4 separate regions of the Homo sapiens genome follow, and all the other regions are linked to region 4. The links are chromatin contacts, found by Hi-C or POLR2A ChIA-PET in ENCODE. All regions are on one chromosome and are shown on one strand. The core of a region is the stretch at or near the end of the contact, and the rest is flanking DNA. Distances in the headings are between cores, read along the strand shown. Region 1 overlaps OR4D1 (olfactory receptor family 4 subfamily D member 1). Region 2 holds the start of MKS1 (MKS transition zone complex subunit 1). Region 3 overlaps PPM1E (protein phosphatase, Mg2+/Mn2+ dependent 1E). Region 4 holds the start of SEPTIN4-AS1 (SEPTIN4 antisense RNA 1).

Region 1 (3,016 bases), core at 178-2,677, 370 kb before region 4:
GAACCATATTTTATTTAACCAATATCTTATAGTCATGCATTTATGTTGTTTCTAGTTTATCAATATTATAATAATGTGATGAATATCCTTAAGCATACATTTTTAAAAATTAGTTTTCATTGTTTCTTTAAAACAAATCCCTAAGACAGAAATTACTGGGTCAGGGAGTATAAATAATTTATGGATTTGGCACATATTTTCAAATTGTCTTCTAGAAAGATTGTACTACCAGTGATTTATCTATTGCTCTAAATTCTCAATAATGCTGAGTATTACAAGTTTTTAAAAGATCAATGTTAACATAATTTTTAAAAATTGTTCCTTATTATATTTTATCTTTAACTTTTTGGATAATTAGTAAATTCTAGATACATTTGAATTATTATTATATTATTACAGGTGCTTGCCACCACGCCTAGCTAATTTTTGTATTTTCAGTAGAGATGGGGTTTCACCACGTTGGCCAGGCTGCTCTCGAACTCCTGACCTCAGGTGATCTGGCCGCCTCGGCCTCTCAAAATGCCGGGATTAACGCATGAGCCACTGCACGCAGCCATGTTATTTTATTTTAAAATCCCTTCCTTCCATCATGATTTATACATAGTTCATTCAAAGTAAAAATACCCAAATAATACAAAGACATCAGGATCAAAACTAGAGTATCTCTGAGGCTTTTCATCTTATGTTTTATCATGGAAATTTGTATATATTTACAAAGTAGAGAGAATCACCATTTTCAGAATTACCACTATTACCAACAGTTTGCCAGTCTTGCTTCACATACTCCTCTCACCTTTAATAAAGTATTTTAAGGCAAGACCAAGACATCTTTTCTTTACATCCATAAAAACTTCAGTGTTCATCTCTGACTGATAAAAGCATATAAAAATGTATGGGGGTGGTAGGCTGGGTGCAGTGGCTCACACCTGTGATCCCAGCACTTTGGGAGGCAGAAGCAGGTGGATTGCTTGAGCTCAGGAGTTTGAAACCAGCAGGGGCAACATGACAGACCCTGTCTCTACTAAAAATACAAAAAAATAGCCAGGCATGGTGAAGTGTGCTTGTGGTCCCAGCTACTTAGGGGGCTGAGGTGGGAGGATTGCTTGAGACTGGCTCCTGGAGGTTGTAGTGAACTGAGATTGCACCACTGCAGGCCAGCCTTGGGGACAGAGCGAGACCCTGTCTGAAAAAAAGAAAAAGTATGGTGGTTGTAATCTTAATAGGGATAAAGATCTTAAGATAAAATAATGAAGTATGCTGTTAACATTTCAGGAATCAGTAATCAGGTGTGAGAGTTGGAGTTGGGGATGAAGGATTAGGGTCAGGGGCTTTCCCAGAGAGGCCAAACCATGCCATTTAAATGGCTGCCCACCCAGTCTAACCTTGACACCATGTGGTGGAGAAAGGACACAAAATCAGAGACCAAAATGTGTTACCCTCTGTTGTGGTTGCTGCGACAATGCTCCAGGAAGGGTGTGTACTACCCTTGCCTGTCTCAGCTTCCTGCCCTGGTGCACTGGGATAAGCCCATTCTAACCCTGTTTTACCACATCATTTCCTGCTGAAGAGCTTGCCGGGGTTCTCAGTTGCCTATGGGGACATTTTTCAAACAGTCCTAGGCTGGGAGTTGGTGAAGCCACAGAACAAACACAGCACATCTTCCTGGAATATCATTTTTGCACAAATATCTGAGGATAAATGTGAATTTTATGTGAAGAATAATATGACAATATTTTGAGTACTGAAATCCCTCATAAGTTTTGAGATAATCCTGTTACATTTGTCCATAGAGGTTTATAGAGATCTTTCCAAATATATTCATCCAATTCCCACGTAACAGCATCAGTGTAATTGCTGCTACCCTACCCATGTGCCAGGTGGGAATCAGGGAAAATAGACCTTTTTATGTTCTATTGTCTGTACAGGATGGGGCCTTGGGACAAATTTTTCTGAACAATTAGAGAAAATACTTGTGGAAAGGTATAATCCAAAAGAATGGGTTTTAACACCAAGAACTCAGTTTATTTTTCAAGCTAATGTCTTCTAAAACTTTCACTTACTAAAGAATCATGTCTCCCTTCATGCTCTAATTTTCTTTTTCTTTTTAGAGATAAGATCAGCTGGAGTGCAGTGGCCATAATAGCTCACTGCAGCCTTGATCTCCTGGGCTCAAGCAATCCTTCCACCTCAGCCTCCTGAATAACTGAGACTACAGGTATGCACTACCATGCCCAGGTAACTTTTAAAATTTTTGTAGAGATGTGATCTCACTATGTTGCCCAGGCTTGTCTCAAACTCCTGGCCTCAAGTGATCCTCCCACCTCAGCCTCCCAAATGGCTGGGGATTACAGCTGCATGCCATCACACCTGGGTAATTTTTAAATTTTTTTTATAGAGGTAGGGGTCTAGCTATGTTGCCCAGGCTGGTCTCAAACTCCTGGCCTCAAGTGATCCTCTTGCCTTGGCTTCCCAAAGTAGTGGGATTATAGGCATGAGCCACTGCATCCAGCCAACCCTCTTTTTTTTTTTTTTTTTTTTAAACAACACTTTGGTCTTGTCAAAGTTTTAAGACCATAATAGTTACATTTTAAAAGCTCTCCCAAAGATTGTCGAGGGATATGTGTATAATAGAAAATTCGCATAAATTTTAGAAGTTAAAACATGAGAGTTCAAGGAGATAGTGCATTTGTCCTGGGCTTCTTTGAATTGCCCCCACAGATGGCCCATGGCAACAAATGCTACTACAGAAGTACTTACAGGGAAACATTTGAGAAACACTAATCATCCCAGCTTCGCTACAACCAAGATTATCTGCTTATTTTTCTTCACATTTACCTCTGATTTTGTACATAACAATTTTCTTCTAATGCACACCTCTCTTTCTCCAGCAATAAACATCCTCTCAAATTCCCACCATAAAGAAGCATCTGTTTGTTTATCTAAAATCATTATTCTCAACTGTATATCCTATCAAGATTTATGCACATAGGTTGATGGTGTTTGTGGTCACAGGTAC
Region 2 (3,241 bases), core at 232-2,731, 300 kb before region 4:
CCAGCCTGAGCAGAAGAATGAGATTCTGTCTCAAAACAAAACGAAAACAAAAACAAAGAAAACAAATCTAATCTAATACACTCTTGGGTATGCCTTTTTCAGAGACACGTTTCACAACCTGTGAGCCCACACTCTTGCCCAGGAACAGCTCTGAACAGAAAGAGAAACAATAAAAGCAAACAGACTAGTGACCTGACAACAACCACTCTGTCCTCTCCTCCTCATTCTTTTGGTTTCCCAGATAAGGAAAACCACAAGAACACAGTTGATCTATACATGCACATCATATGCAGATTTTGCAAGCAGTCTCCAGTTTAAAAATTGTTTTTAAAAGTGTTTATATGTGTATTTAGGGTTTGGGGCACGTTTTCTCTTTTAAAAATGCCACAAATAGGACGGGCGCGGTGGCTCACGCCTGTAATCCCAGCACTTTGGGAGGCCAAGGCGGGCGGATCACGAGGTCAGGAGATCGAGACAATCCTGGCTAACACGGTGAAACCCCGCCTCTACTGAAAATACAAAAAATTAGCCGGGCGTGGTGGCGGGCGCCTGTAGTCCCAGCTACTCGGGAGGCTGAGGCAGGAGAATCGCGTGAACCCGGGAGGCGGAGCTTGCAGTGAGCGGAGATAGCGACACTGCACTTCAGCCTGGGGGAAAGAGCAAGACTCCGTCTCAAAAAAAAAAAAAAAAAAAAAAAAAAAAAAAAAGCCACAAATAGAATGTAGGTTGCCGGGCAACTCTATAACATATCAGAAGTATAGTATTTGTTATCTCACTACATTTGGCCACAATTCTGATTAGTATCATAATTAGTATTAGATGGCACATCACCACCGTAACACCCACTGGCAGTTGGCTGAGGCCTAAAAGTGGCCAAGTCTATGAGGTCCTTCCCGAGCTCGGCAGCAGGCTGATAATGAAGAAAGTTGCTTGATGTGATTCTTTGCAGGTGGACTCTGTCAAGAAAAGCCCAAAATATTCGTTACCAGACACGCAACCAGGAGATGAACACAAAGCAAGGATGGGGGAAACAAAACAGAGGAGGTAGGGTTGCCAAGGTGTGCTGGGTGCAGACAACGGAGAGGAGGTGGGTGGGTGCGCCGTCCTATGGGGAAGAATGAAGGGGAGAGGGTGTACTGGGGGCACAGGGCTTTGAGAAACTGGGAGCAACAAAGACGTGAATGGACTTGGGTAGGTCTGTAAGGGGTTCTTAGAGGCTGTGAGTGGATGGGGGTACGGATAGTGAAAGAAGTGGGGAGCCCGGAGAAGTGGTCGGGATTGTAAGCAGAAAGTGGGGACCTCAGAACACCGAGCTCAGGTTGGAATGATCTAAGGACACAAAAGCATGGGGCCTCGGGGCTGGGGCGGTGCGACTACCGGAGGCGCAAGTTGCGCACGGGGTCCCGGGAGCGATACACTGCCTCCCCGGTGTCAGTGCTCCAGACGGTCTCCGCCATGACAGCTGCGACGCGCCGCGACTGCGCCGGAAAGCGCGCCGCTCTGTTTTCCTGGCAACGGAGACGCTGGATCGGGAGGCGACGGAGGTGCTGCGCGCGCAACCCGCCGTTCCCGTCACGGCGCCACGGTCGCAGTTGGCCACACAGTGCAAGTGCAGCCCAAGCCGAACGCCCAAGAGGGCTCCGGGGTCCTACCGATCACCGCTTACCATGTATGCGATAAAAGCTCACCGAAAGCGGGACCTCGTGCGCTGTGCAAATGAGGAAACTGGCACAGCCATCAGCCCACTTCATATAGACAGATAGATGCAGAAATGATGACGGGGACCAGGTGGCCTGAGTCTTCGCCCTCTACCTTTTCCACCATGCCACACTGCCTTCCACCCAACGCGTGAAAACTTTGGCCTGAAAATCGGGTGATGTGACTGTAAGAAATGCACCCATTATTCCCAAAGGAGTCAGGGAAGGTGATGGCCCTTAGCCAGACAAGAAAATATATTCTTGGAAGACAAAAAAAGTGTCAGAAGATTTATTAGTCTTTGTGTTGATATTCACTGAGCAAAGAAAGAAAAAACAAGGAAGTCAACAGTAAGGAAGGAAACGATGTTATTATTGAACTGATTCTTACCTTGTGTATGTTAGTTTTGGATCATTAAGCCACTTTGTTACTGCACTGGCTTCCTGAAAAGCCAAAAAAGTGACATTCACAAGTCATGCTTCGTTGTACTAGCAAAGGAAGGACATGCTGTAACCTCACGTCTGGCGTCCCGGCACTTTGGGAATGTCAACATTTATCAGCCTTGTTCACATCTAGTCCTCCTCCAACAAAGTAAGCAATTGTCCCCTGAACTCGGGAATCTCATGCCAGTTTGATGATTTGGCATTGGAAGCTCTGGGTGCCATAGCCACTAGTTGTGTAACACCGACTCACCATAAATAGCACCATTTATTTAGGATCTAGTGCAGCTTGAGCACTTTTGTTTGCATTGTCCCAAATCCTTGTAGAAGCCTCTCAAAAAGGTACTTTTATTCACTTTAAAAATGAAGTTCGTGAAGGCCAGGGTTTAAAGGACTTGCTAGCTTGCAAGTGGTAAAAGTACTGGGATTCTAGCCCAAGTTCTTCTGTCTTTTGAAGCCTAACCACCTTCCAGTTTGCCTCACAGCCTCTCACCTACCAATTTATTCCATAAACGCACACATTTCCAACCTGGGAAATAATAATTTTTTTTTTTTTTTTTTTGAGACGGAGTCTCGCTCTGTCGCCCAGGCTGGAGTGCAGTGGCGGGATCTCGGCTCACTGCAAGCTCCGCCTCCCGGGTTCACGCCATTCTCCTGCCTCAGCCTCCCAAGTAGCCGGGACTACAGGCGCCCGCCACTACGCCCGGCTAATTTTTTGTATTTTTAGTAGAGACGGGGTTTCACCGTTTTAGCCGGGATGGTCTCGATCTCCTGACCTCGTGATCCGCCCGCCTCGGCCTCCCAAAGTGCTGGGATTACAGGCGTGAGCCACCGCGCCCGGCCGGAAATAATTTTAACATAAAACAAAAGGCACCTTTCTAGCTCCTAAGAAATTGTCTCTCCAATGTTTCCTTTTAAAATTGTGAGTAGGCAATCTGTGCCACATGCACAACAGCTGATAAAGTGGAGCCTGATTCTAGTTTAATTTTATAACCAAATCTAACTTATAACAAAGTTAATCTGACATAATTATATGCAAAATAGTTTCTATACCACGTTATGGAAATATAAGCTATTTGTGTAAGCAACCATAATTAGTATTATTT
Region 3 (2,965 bases), core at 161-2,660, 270 kb after region 4:
CCAGTCTTAGGGGGATGCGTTCCAAGACCCCCAGTGGATGACTGAACTACAGATAGTACCAGACCCAGTTGCTGATTGTATTAATTGAAACACGTTTCAGTTCATGTTTTCCACCCACAAATTTACTGCCTTTTCCATCTTAACTGAGCACTTATCACACACTGTGGCTATAACTTTTGCAGTTTGAGGTGTGACAGGAAAACTAACATGAATCTCTTTTTCCTTCACAATTTCATGGGGTTGGGGGAAGATTCATTCTTACCATAAATCTCAGCAACCTCAGCATATGATTTTTTTCTTTCTTGAAATCAAGAACTTTCACCTTTTCACTTTTTTTTTTTTTTTTTGAGACAGAGTCTCACTCTGTCGCCCAGGCTGGAGTACAGTGGCGCAATCCCGGCTCACTTCAAGCTCCGCCTCCCGGGTTCACGCCATTCTCCTGCCTCAGCCTCCCAAGTAGCTGGGACTACGGGCACCTGCCACCACACCTGGCTAATTTTTTGTATTTTTAGTAGAGACGGGGTTTCACCATGTTAGCCAGGATGGTCTCCGTCTCCTGACCTCGTGATCTGCCCGCCTCGGCCTCCCAAAGTGCTGGGATTACAGGTGTGAGCCATCGGGCCTGGCCACCTTTTCACTTTTAAGGAAGCACTTTATGGCTTCTCTTTAGCATATCTGAATTGCCAGCATCACTACTTTTGCAATTTGGGACCATTATTAAGTAAAATAAGAGTTCCTTGAATACAAACATTGCTATAATGTTACCTGACAGTTGATCTGATAGCCAGCCTGGCTGCTAAATTACTAACAGCTGGTAGCATGCACAGCATAGATACACTGGACAAAGGGATGATTCATGTCCCAGGCAGGACGGAGTGGGATGATGCAAGATTTCATCGGGCTGCTACAGAATGGCGTGCAGTTTAAAACTTATGAATTGTTTATTTGTAGAATTTTCCATTAAATATTTTTGGATTGCAGTTGACCATGGGTAACTAAAACTTCAAAAAGTAAAACCATGAATAAAGAGAGACTACTGTAATGCATAATTCTGCCACCGTTACACAACTTCCATATTATTGTTTTTGTTGTTGCCTAATGTTCATCTGCAGTTTATACATAATTTAATAATTAGTCCCTTATTTTGAATATTTAAGTTTAATATTTATTATTTAAATAACATTGCAATCATAATCTTTGTGCATAAGCTATTAGCTTTCTATTGCTTAATTTTCTTTGACACATTTCTGAAAGGATTTCTTCTAAACATATATTGAAAACCACTAGGGGTTAGTTACATAATTTTGATTTTGAAAATTCTGAAGTAGAGGGTGTTAAATAAATTGGCCCATTTAACATTACAATAGCAGCTGATGCGGACCTCTGGCTGTGGGTCAGGCAATGTGCCAAATAGTTGTGTGCATAATCATATTTAGTTCTTACTCAAATTCTATTAGATAAGGAATTCAAGGCTCAGAAAAGTTTGATAACTTGCCCAAAGTCATATAACTAGTAAATGGCAAAGATGGCATACAGGGCTGTGTGACTCTCAAACCTCAGTGGCTCCCATACTGGACATAAACAGTTATGATGGCAAGATTCCCACAGTAATACATTAGATTAAATATTTTGTACAGAAATTCTCTGAATACACATGACTTAAGTACTAATGCATTATTGGCCCAAATTTTTCTTTTTTTTCTTTTCTTCTTTTTTTTTTAACCCACAGCTAATATGATAGCTTAATATTTGTTTGGTAAAAATGGAAATCTAAAAATGGATTTTTCTCTGGAGATTTAATAATTCGTTATTCTTGGACCCATGGACTAATCATTTTGTATTATTTCCATGTGTGTAGCACTTACCATTCCAAAGAGTCTAGAGAGTATACATAACCATACAGAAGTTGTTTCACTTATGAGTACTTTAGTAAAGAAATGGGGCCAGGCACGGTGGCTCACACCTGTAATCCCAGCACTTTGGGAGGCCGAGGCGGGCGGATCACCAGGTCAGGAGATGAGACCATCCTGGCTAACAGGGTGAAACCCCATCTCTACTAAAAATACAAAAAATTAGCCAGGCGTGGTGGCAGGCGCCTGTAGTCCCAGCTACTCGGGAGGCTGAGGCAGGAGAATGGTGTGAACCTGGGAGGTGGAGCTTGCAGTGAGCCGAGATCGCACCACTGCACTCCAGCCTGGGCAACAGAGTAAGACTCTGTCTAAAAAAAAAAAAAAAAGAAAAGAAAGAAAAAAATGGTTTTGGCCGTGTTCAGAGTTTTCTTTAAAACATGAAAATGCCAGTTCTGTACAAATTCTTGTTCCAAATTTCTATTTTTGCAGTCTTTCAGCACATCAAACTGTATAAACTTTTTTTCTTCTTCCCTGAGATGGAGTCTTACTCTGTCGCCCAAGCTGGAGTGCAGTAGCCCGATCTCAGCTCACTGCAACCTCTGTCTCCTAGGTTCAAGCGATTCTCTTGCCTCAGCCTCCCAAGTAGCTGGGATTACAGGCGCTCGGCACCACACCCAGCTAATTTTTGAACTTTTAGTAGAGACGAGGTTTCACCGTGTTGGCAAGGCTGATCTCGTACTCTTGACCTCAAGTGATCCACCTGCCTCGGCCTCCCAAAGTGCTGGGTCTGTATAAACTCTTTCTTTCCTTGATTTTCATCCAAAGAGTTAGAGTGTATACAGATTAACAAGGTGACTGGAGGTATTTGTATGCCCTTGACAGAAGAGTCACTTCAGTCTGCTACAACGGTACTCTTTCACTACGGGTATAGTTTCACATACTATTGTGAGGGAAGAAGGTACATTTACTTAGCAGAAGCCATCCATTTTATGAAATGCCAATTCCCTGAATTTACTTCTTTTAAACTAGTTTTAGTTGATCAGTTTTCATCTTCTTGGTAACATTTAAAAGAATGTTCAATTTGTTTCTGCTCCAATTATCTGCTGCTGTTTAGG
Region 4 (3,403 bases), core at 532-3,031:
CTTTAGCCAATCGGATGCCTAAAGACGAGACTATACCTGGAGGAAGGAGGCGCGGCGCCGGAGGGGAGACGCGACCAATGGGAAATCACAGCGCGTCCTTGCGGCAGCCAATAGGAGAGCAGTAAAGAGGGGGCTGCTGGCCACTGCTCTGGGGACCGGAAGTGGAGGCGGCTCGTCGCCTACTGGTAGCGCAATTAGAGGCGGGCATTGTAGGTTACATGCCTAAAGCCACTTCCGGTGATGGCCCCGCCCAGGAGGTACTTCTGAAACAGGTCCCCAGTGGCACCTCAGTTTATCCATTCCCGTTTTGGTTTCGCAGCTGTCATCCGGTCCCAACGCCAGAATAGGAGAAAAACCTGCAGGCTAAGAGAGAAGGGAGGGCTGGGCCTGAGGTTCAGTCTTGGTCATCTCCGACTGGCGGCGCTAGGATTTCCCCCTTCCTGTGTCTTGATGGGTTCCTCCAACACTCACTTTGTATCGATAAACGACCCTGCAGTTCTTCACGACCTGCATTGCGCTGGCAGTCCTGAGTGAAGAACTCTCCTCTCATCCCAGAGATGGGAAACCTGGATCTGAGACTGCCAGCTAGCTGCGGCCTCCTAGTCTGTAAAGCGAAGGGAGACCAGGACGCTCCCAAGGACCCGGCTTATCGCCCCTCCCTTTCCTTCCCGGGGACCCAGAACAGACCACAAGACGGAGGGTGGCCGCTGGAGGTCGCCGTGGCCCCGCGATACCACCAACCGACAGAAATGGAGAACAGTTGATTCAGATTCAGCTGATATTCTCAGGTCTGGAGCGGGCCTGAGCGCTTTAATTAGCCCGGGGCTAATGTCCTCACCCATCTTTGTTTATAGAACGTTGAAACTCCAGTACTGTTGGTAAGTTCCAGGAAGACAGGAACTTTGCACTACTTGAACTCCAGGGTCTAGAACAGCCTGCAATCTAGCAGATGCTGTAAATTTTTTAATTAAATACTGAACTCCTGTAGGACGGTGATTGTGTTTTTATTCATTCCCAGCACTTACTATAGTGTTTGGTGATTACAATGGCTGCAGCATTTGTTCAAAGCTCTATCACAGGCTTTCTACAGTGTAGAGCTTAACCTGCCTATCCCTTTTCCCAGATCAGGGGAAACAGAAAGTCAGGAGGTTGCACGCAGTTAATACCTTGTGTTTTCCCAAGGGCAGGTATCAAATACAAAACTGCGTCCGCCGCAGCTGGAATACGCACAGGCATCAAAATGGGGCCTTTTGGGCCGGGCGCGGTGGCTCATGCCTGTAATCCCAGCACCTTGGGGGGCCGAGGCGGGCGGATCTCAAGGTCAGGAGATCGAGGTCATCCTGGCTAACACGGTGAAACCCCGTCTCTACTAAAAATACAAAAAATTAGTCGGGCGTGGTGGCGGGCGCCTGTAGTCCCAGCTACGGAGTCTTGTAGTCCCAGCTACGGAGCTTGCAGTGAGCCGAGATAGCGCCGTTGCACTCCAGCCTGGGCGACAGAGCGAGACTCCGCCTCAAAAAAAAAAAGGGCAGGGGGGACTTTTGGACAGTCCTTTAATATTGGGGAAGTGCCCCAAATTTCTTTTTCTTTTTATTTTTCTTTTTTTTTTTTGAGACGGAGTCTCGCCCTGTCACCCAGGCTGGAGTGCAGTGGCGCCATCTCAGCTCACTTCAAGCTCCGCCTCCCGGGTTCAGCCATTCTCCTGCCTCAGCCTCCCGAGTAGCTGGGACTACAGGCGCCCGCCACCACGCCCGGCTATTTTGTATTTTTAGTAGAGACAGGGTTTCACTTTCTCCTTAGCCAGGAGAAGTGCCCCAAATTTCTAATCCCTTAAGCCAGGACCTTGGTAGCCCTGAGGTGTGATGGGAGACTCTGGACAGAACCACCTGTTGACCTATCCAGGACCCAAATATGCACCACAGGTAGGAATCTTTTTATTACCAAAGGTACTGTATGTGTGAAAGATGGAGAGAGACCCAGACCCCAGATAACAGAGGCATGATAGATATGATCGTCAAGATGGAGAAGCCAGGCTGGATTCTAAGCAGGGACTTAGAAGGGGAAAGGAAGTGGAAAGTTTTCCCCACTCTCCCTTCCCTACTAAAAGCCAGAAACCAACATCTTCTACCATTAGCCTTTCAAAACTGGGTCCCAGGATCTTGATCTCCAGGTCATAAAAATACACACAGGGACACCAGAAGCCACCTACAGATTTATTAAACTTTATTTCCTCTGAGTCTCTGGGCAGTCAGCAGGGATGTAAGGCGAAGTGGCAGTAGCTGAAGGGGCCTGAGCAGAGCTGGTGCTGGGAGGGGCCGGCATGGACAGGAAGAAGAGGAGGAGATTTAAATATCCAGGGCTGAAAGCCAGTTAATAGTTCTCCTTCATCTGTTTTTGTATTTTGTGTAGCATCTCCTGCATCCGCCGCAGCTGGAATAGGCACAGGCATCAAAATGGGGACTTTTGGAGAGTCCTTTAGTATTGGGAAAGTGCCCCAAATTTCTAATCCCTTAAGCCAGAACCTTGGTAGCCGTGAGGTGTGATGGAGACTCTGGACAGAACCACCTATTGACCTATCCAGGACCCAAATATGCACCAGAGCCAGGGATCTTTCTATTACCAAACAAAGAGATACCAACGTTGGTGATCAAACAGGAGACCTCCCCTATACCCCATACTGCTCTCACCTCCTCATCTTTCTCTCGGATAAGCTTCTCAGTTTCTGGATCTGTCCCTGGTGGGACAGCAGGGATGGGGAAGTCGGTACCACTTTCCCGAGTCAGTTTGCTAAAGGGAGAAAAGGGTTGATAAGGCGAGGAGGACCCCAGCACCCGCTTAGATTGAGCCCAGGGCCTATAGAAGAACAAAAGTAGGGCTTGGTCTCACCCAAGGCTAGGCTTGGGATCTCCCCCTGCCAGCTTTGTCCTGGCTTCTGGTCATACTTGCGATTCCGTTCCTTCACCACCAGGCGGGTCATGCTCTGGATGCACTGTGCCCGGTAGTTCTCATAATGTGTCTCCCGTGTCACATCCTTCAGGTCCTGCATGTGGGTACGTACCAGCATTGTCCTCAGCTTCACAAAGTCGCAGTGCCCTGGGTTTTCCACTGCATAGCAAGGCTAGGGGTCAGCCAGAGGCATAGGTAGGGGAGAGCCACTGAGGGCAAGGAGATACCCTGGTCACAGGCTCAGTGCTTTACCTTCCACGATGCCCCAGGGGTAGAGTCGACCCCGAACTCGCCGCCCTCTGGCCTCTACTACAGTGTTGCTGCCAATTACTGCAAATGGGATGCTTTCCTGGAAGAGGTTAGGGGTGCCTGTCAGCACCCTCTGTTCTCACCTCTTTCTTTCCACCTGTATCGTCATCTTCTCTGCTTCATTCTAGGAAGCCAGGGTCCTTTCCCA

Evidence for each region. A loop is a pair of places that touch in the nucleus more often than their neighbours do. ChIA-PET counts read pairs that join two places held with the same protein, here RNA polymerase II (POLR2A). Pooled maps may share reads with other maps.
Region 1: a loop to region 4 is called in a map of naive thymus-derived CD4-positive, alpha-beta T cell, with 5 times the contacts of the local background. The contact joins the enhancer-like site here to the promoter of SEPTIN4-AS1 in region 4. A Hi-C loop is called at or near these places in 1 of 168 maps with a recorded cell type or tissue (naive thymus-derived CD4-positive, alpha-beta T cell) and 4 of 50 pooled maps. POLR2A ChIA-PET finds 5 or more read pairs at or near these places in 1 of 52 experiments (H1).
Region 2: a loop to region 4 is called in a map of CD8-positive, alpha-beta T cell, with 16 times the contacts of the local background. The contact joins the promoter of MKS1 here to the promoter of SEPTIN4-AS1 in region 4. A Hi-C loop is called at or near these places in 5 of 168 maps with a recorded cell type or tissue (CD4-positive, alpha-beta memory T cell, CD8-positive, alpha-beta T cell, ascending aorta and 1 more), 2 of 37 single-sample maps with no recorded cell type and 16 of 50 pooled maps. POLR2A ChIA-PET finds 5 or more read pairs at or near these places in 3 of 52 experiments (PC-3, Panc1 and WTC11).
Region 3: a loop to region 4 is called in a map of IMR-90, with 2.4 times the contacts of the local background. The contact joins the enhancer-like site here to the promoter of SEPTIN4-AS1 in region 4. A Hi-C loop is called at or near these places in 1 of 168 maps with a recorded cell type or tissue (IMR-90) and 2 of 50 pooled maps. POLR2A ChIA-PET finds 5 or more read pairs at or near these places in 1 of 52 experiments (AG04450).

What each region holds. Positions count from the first base shown.
Region 1 is chr17:58,151,749-58,154,764 of GRCh38, forward strand. It overlaps OR4D1 (olfactory receptor family 4 subfamily D member 1), which reads left to right. Exons shown (of 4, transcript NM_001386095.1): 3 at 2,109-2,215. Among named protein-coding and RNA genes, the nearest start is that of OR4D1, 4.9 kb to the left of the region's middle. Within about 2 kb of position 1,428, at least 5 of the 41 ENCODE cell types and tissues checked have a DNase peak (open chromatin) inside an H3K27ac peak, as active enhancers do.
Region 2 is chr17:58,217,774-58,221,014 of GRCh38, forward strand. It overlaps MKS1 (MKS transition zone complex subunit 1), which reads right to left and starts at 1,482. Exons shown (of 18, transcript NM_017777.4): 1 at 1,378-1,482; 2 at 847-956. The coding sequence starts at 1,457. It overlaps LOC105371841 (a long non-coding RNA gene), which reads left to right and starts at 1,541. Exons shown (of 2, transcript XR_934884.4): 1 at 1,541-2,286. RefSeq lists an enhancer at 1,310-1,589.
Region 3 is chr17:58,785,686-58,788,650 of GRCh38, forward strand. All of the region lies in intron 1 of PPM1E (protein phosphatase, Mg2+/Mn2+ dependent 1E), which reads left to right. Among named protein-coding and RNA genes, the nearest start is that of PPM1E, 31 kb to the left of the region's middle. Within about 2 kb of position 1,411, at least 2 of the 41 ENCODE cell types and tissues checked have a DNase peak (open chromatin) inside an H3K27ac peak, as active enhancers do; they include IMR-90, where a contact is called at or near this core.
Region 4 is chr17:58,518,056-58,521,458 of GRCh38, forward strand. It overlaps SEPTIN4-AS1 (SEPTIN4 antisense RNA 1), which reads left to right and starts at 1,782. Exons shown (of 5, transcript NR_110810.1): 1 at 1,782-1,922. It overlaps SEPTIN4 (septin 4), which reads right to left. Exons shown (of 14, transcript NM_001368771.2): 11 at 3,199-3,295; 12 at 2,943-3,105; 13 at 2,688-2,787; 14 at 2,201-2,430. The coding sequence ends at 2,371. It also overlaps a transcript of MTMR4 not described here. RefSeq lists enhancers at 341-1,086, 434-533.